2 separate regions of the Homo sapiens genome follow, and region 2 is linked to region 1. The links are chromatin loops, found by intact Hi-C in ENCODE. Cell type or tissue: Calu3. All regions are shown on one strand. Links, peaks and the distances in the headings refer to the core of each region. The heading gives the core; the rest is flanking DNA.

Region 1 (2,933 bases), core at 339-2,838:
TATGGATAGAATTCTGTTACAATAAGTATCTCTATGGATAAAGCTACATTGATATGTTGTTGCTGGCCCATGTGAGAGAGGCATTTCCTAGGTAATGCTTGCTGCCACTCACAATCTCAAAGCATGTGCTTCAGTTGAAACAAACAAATTACATATCATGGATCTTTAAATAAGTCTTGACTGTTCAAAACAGTGAAGGTGAAATTCTTAGTTGCTAAGGTCTATTATGTTTCTACTTATTTGTTTACAATACTTATTTAAATAAAAAGAGTACAAGTGTTTTAGTTATTGCAATTGAATAATAATAGTTATCAAAGTATTTATGAAGTGTTTACTTATTTACATAGACTTATGCAGATGGATGCTATTAAGACCAAATGCCTACACTTAAGGAGCTTAAGGTCAATTAAGAAAGTAATATTTATGTACATGAAAAACAATACAAAACATCATATAGTGGAGGACTAAATTTTTGGGGCTAGACTAAAATGGCATAGGAGAAGCATGGGCTTATTGTACATTGTTGTTGCTAGAGAAGGTTTTATATAAAATGTAAACTTGAGCTGAGCCTTGTTATTAATAGGATTTGCATTAGAAGAGAGAGTAGAGAAGGATGTTTTCACCATCCATTTACACATTAATTCGTTCACAGGATATTTATTGAACACTTTGCCAAACGCTATGATACACACTGGGGAGACAAGCATTAAACAAAATTTCGTCAAGAGTTTATATACAAAGAAGAAGTAGAGTTGGCTATGAATGAGAGGCTTAACCTTAACAGTAGAAACAGGGACAGCTTTCTCCTTCTTTTTTTGAGATGAAGTCTAGCTCTGTCACCCAGGCTGGAGTGCAGTGGCTTGATCTTTGGCTCACTGCAACCTCCACCTCCCATTCAAGGGATTCTTCTGCCTCAGCCTCCTGAGTAACTGGGACTACAGGCATGTGCCACCACGCCCAGCTAATTTTTGTATTTTTTTTTAGTAGAGACGGGGTTTCACCATGTTGACCAGGCTGGTCTTGAACTCCTGAGCTTGTGATTTGCCTGCCTTGGCCTCCCAAAGCGCTGGGATTACAGGCGTGAGCCACCACACCTGGTCGACAGCTTTCTTAAGGAAGTGACATTTTGAAGTGTTGAAAATTATACACATTGATGTACGTTCAAAGGAGAGTGAGGAAATGGATCTGCCTGGAACAGGGATTCAAAATGTCCTTGATATTTATGCTTTTAAAATGTCTTCTAGGAGTTGTATAGGGCATCCTGTTAGATACAAGTCTCTTCCAAAGAGTTGAGAAACAAGAGTGGTGAGCATAAAATGTGGCTCAAACAATTGTTATAATTCCCTTTGTTAAACGGCCATATACTGAGTGTGATTAGTTGTGTGTTTCATGTCAGGCAGGATCAAGTATTTCTTAAGTTAAATTAGACACTTTGGATTGGATGCCATCAAGAGGGTTGGGTATCATTCTGGACTCTGACTCAGGACTTTTATATTTACTGCAAGATTTATGTCACCAGATGGCACCATTTAACTAAATTTATGTGCTTTAGATGAGTATGAGGCTGGTTGTTTCTAAATGAAGGATGCTATTATTTGTGCTGTAGCTAATATAGGAAAAAAATCTTTTATTTTGAGTGCATATGAGATTTCCCTATATAGTGAGATAGTGAAACCCCAAAGCTATTGTTGGGAGTGTGAAAGGATCTGGTGATTTCTGTTAAGTACATAATAAGTGAAAATTTGGTGATGATCACTGTAACTAATATGTGGTAGCTGGCAAAAAAGCAATAGGCTTTCTCATCTAGGTTTTCCTATAGCAAGCAAACTAGTATTATTAATATTATAGCCTTGAATTTTACTTTTTGTTGTTGAACTACTTTCAGGGAATTTATATATATATATATAGAGAGAGAGAGAGAGAGAATATAAAAAAAATTCTAAAAGATTATTTTAGGAATAAGCCCTTTCAAGATGTCCTGAAATAGCGTAGTAATATCTAAAAAAATTTTTCAATATAGAATATGTTTTACTGAACTGTGGAACTAATCAAGTTAATAGAATGTGATATAGACATTATTTCTTAGTATAAACATCCATCCCAAGGAAATGAGTATTTATTACTTGGTCAAAAACTTCTTAATATTTTCTACCTTTAAGCAGAATTAATCACTTCTTCCCTTATGTTTCTATGGTATTTGTTTATATTTCTGGCACAGCACTTATTATATTGTACTATTGTTTATTGATTACATGTTGCTCTCCCTCAGCAGACTGTGAGCTTCTTGAATGCAGGGACCAGTTCTAATTCAGCCAAATCTGGCATGGAATGAACAGTTCTTCATTAAATTTCTTTCATTTGAAAAAATACATTTGATCTCCCACTATCAAAGAGACACCACATTAGGCTCTGGGGTTTTAGTGATGAGAGAGATGTACACCTTGTTTTCATGGAGCTCATTGTCTACTACATTAAACAAGTAAGATATTAAATAAGTATAATTGTGATGAGTCCTTTGAAGTAAATGGTTATTTGGATTAAACAGTTAAAATCATTAGAAGTTTCTTGAGCTGATCAAATTCATATTATTATACTATATTAAAAAATGTTTAGATACTACGCAAAAGTAATTGTGATTTTTACAATAATTTTGACTGGGCACAAACTCTCTTGAGCAGAATGTGGGGGCAAGCAGGAACTGCGGCAGAAAGGAGAGGAGGAGTCATGGGGGACAATGTGGGCAGATGGGGAGGGGTGTAACCTGAAAGCCCTGCTTGCTTTCTCAGCTGGGAAACTTATAACTTGGGGCTAGGTCTGAGTCCCATGTGCAGGCTGCCTGGAGACAAACTCAGTGGTTTTAGATGGCACAGTGGGAGTGAGACAGGCCTCACCAACTGGGTAAAAGCTGGGTGGGGCCTATCGCTACTGGCTTT
Region 2 (2,933 bases), core at 175-2,674, 1.0 Mb after region 1:
TAGAAGGGATTACAATTCCTCTGAGATTCTCGTAGCTCTGGATGGAGAGCTTTTAAAAGAAATCAATATTATATGCTTATTATATTATAACCTTTGTGGAAAATCAATAATATGTTTGCTGAAAAAAATATTTTATGTGTCAACTGAATTATGGAAACTTCTCGTGCCAACAGTGAAACCTAATGATTTATTTAATTACATTAAGTGAATTACTTTATTATATCAGTATATTATACTAATTTACATATGCACACATTGTCTGTGTCTCTAATTGTTCCCTAAGTTATGCCATCTCCCTAGGTCCCCTTGGCTTACCTCTTCATGGCAGAAGCTGTATCTTCTGTGTCTGGTTAACAACCAACTCAGTGTTTGTTTACTTTTAAATGATTTTTGTTATAATGACAACAGTAATAATAGATAAAAGTTCAGGCAATATAAGCACTTTGTTGGGTACTCTACATACTGATAGGAAACATACATCACTCAAAATTAAATATTTGCCTTCATACAATATCTATTTATTCATTCATTTATTCAGCAAGCTACTCAACATCCATTGAGCTGCCAGGCGTGGAATGGTCACTGACAGAGTCAAAGAAAAATCTGTCATGACTCTCTGTTGGTAACAAGCTTTTGGGGAGAAAAAAGATAAAAATGTTATAATAAAATGTGACAGCTCTAATGATGGTATAAAAAATGTTTTGAGGGGCTTAGGAGAATCATAGCTAACTGCTGGAGGAGACCCTGAAGTCTTTGGAAGAGTACTCTTGAAGCTGAGACTCAAATTTGCATTTCAATTGAATAGATGCAAAAAAATAAAGAAGATAAGGAATCAATAGCCTTCACCAAGTCATGGAAATGTGAACTATGAGTTATACACATCTGAACGGAATTTGGCGTAGGTGGACTATGCCCTGAGAGCTGGAATGTTTAGGCAGAGGAATAAAAAGTGGTGTGTGTATAGGGAGCTGGGGAGCGGTAGGTATTTGAAGTATAAAGAAAGTAAAGGAAGGTGAAGTTAGAAGCGAAGATTTAAGGCAGTTTGTAGAGGGTCTTGGATGGCAGGATTAGGAGTCTAGAATGTGTGCTGTGATTAAAGGGAGCCAAAAGGATGCTAGCAGAGCCCTGATTGGTTTAGAGTTTTATTTAAGAAAAAAAGGTTTCTGCTTGTTTCCTTATACAAGGAGACATACATTGCAAAGATGCCACAATTTTTAGGAAAGAAGCATGTGTGCTATACCCATAAGAATTCACTACTGGGGAATAAGTTCTTGCTTTATAAACTTTCTAAGAATAGTCAAGTTCACCCAGACCAGAGTTGAGCTTTAGATTTAAGGATGCTTAGCTTGCCACCTTGTGGCTGACAGTGAATGCTGCACACAAGGGATGTAATCTGGGAAATAAACCAACTCCAAACCACTTAGTGAAGTTTTTTTATTTGTTCAAGTTCATCACAAGCGTTAGAGATAATAATAAGAATAATAACACTTAGAATAAATATTAATGAATACTAGAGTTAAAAATCTTTGAATGATCCTTGACTCCTTTATCTTTCTCACCCCTTACATATAATGTATCTATAAATCCTGTCGATGAGATTTTCCAAATCTGATATATAGTCACGTTATAAGTGTTTTTCTTGATAATTCCAGGTTTTACTGAGAGTATGGAAAAATCATAGTTCTCATATGTTGCTGATAGTTTGTAAATTGGTATATTTCTGACAAAAATACAACTACTTTGTAGTAAGATCATTGGAGAAAGCACGGAACAGATATCTAGAAAAATTGAAGATGCATATAGTCTAAGACCCAGAACTCCTCTACTCTCCTAGGTATATATGTTCTAACAAGAGTTTTACATATGTGCACCAAAAAACACATGCAAGGATTTTTAGCAGTATTGTTAGTTTTGTTATTCCGGAAAGGAAAATAATAGAAAAAGCCCAAATATCTCTCTCAGAAAAAAAAAAATGGTACATTGTGATATACTAATAATAACATACTGTAAAAAATTAAAAAGAAATGATCTAGTTTTGCACACATCAACATAAATAAATTTCTCAATGAAATGTTGTAGAAAAATAGCCACAATATGATACTGCTTACATAAAGTTCCAAAATAGATATAAACTAAGCATTTTTAAGGAATACTGTATCAGTAAAGATCATATCAGAGAAATGGAACCAGTATGTGTATATATATTAATATGTGTATATAAACAAATTTATTTTAAGGAATTTGCTTTTGTCATTGTGGGAGCTAAAATCAATAGGGCAGGGCAGCAGGCTGGAAACTCTTCAATAGGCACTAAGCAAGAAATCCACAGATGAAATCTATTCTTTCTCATGGAAACCCTAGTTTTGCTTCTAAGACCTTTCAAATGGTCAGATGAGGCCCACCCAGAATATCAATGATAATTTCCTTTACTTAAAGTCAACTGATTGTAGATGTTAACCACAACTACAAAATTCCTTCATAGCAACACCTAAATTAAGTAATTGAATACTATAATTTAGCCAAGTTGACACATAAAACTAACCATTACAATTACCTGTCTATGTAGTAAGACTATTGGGGAAAACAGGGAATTATACAGATAAAATTCCACAATTACCTCAGGGGAGAGGCAGACAGATATGACCCGGGATGGATACCCAGGGGCCTCCATTCTGCTGGTAATACTTTTTAAAGATGGATGGCAGTTATGAGGAAGTTTGTTACATTATTCCTTATAGATTGTATAGCTGATGTAAATTACTTTGTTATGTAGGGCCATTATCCTTAGCAAACTAACATAGGAACAGAAAACGCAATACTACATGTTCTCAATTATAAGTGGGAGCTAAATGATAAGAACACATGAATGATTCCATAATGAGTTTGAAATATAATTTTTAATCACAATACAAAATAATTGTTTGGTAAGAGTG

Evidence for each region. Peaks named below come from ENCODE experiments on the same cell type or tissue, not always from the same donor. Only the 100,000 strongest peaks of a DNase experiment are listed, where the experiment ranks them.
Region 2: it touches region 1 in a loop (12-fold over the local background); 17 of 110 quality-filtered maps call a loop at or near these places.

Annotation. Positions count from the first base shown.
Region 1 is chr11:85,589,626-85,592,558 of GRCh38, reverse strand. The region is part of intron 3 of DLG2 (discs large MAGUK scaffold protein 2); the gene reads left to right. Among named protein-coding and RNA genes, the nearest start is that of DLG2, 36 kb to the left of the region's middle. In Calu3, for the core only: no CTCF peak of the experiment used is centred there; no DNase peak of the experiment used is centred there.
Region 2 is chr11:84,556,702-84,559,634 of GRCh38, reverse strand. All of the region lies in intron 6 of DLG2 (discs large MAGUK scaffold protein 2), which reads left to right. Among named protein-coding and RNA genes, the nearest start is that of DLG2-AS2, 920 kb to the right of the region's middle. In Calu3, for the core only: no CTCF peak of the experiment used is centred there; a DNase peak (open chromatin) is centred at 1,344.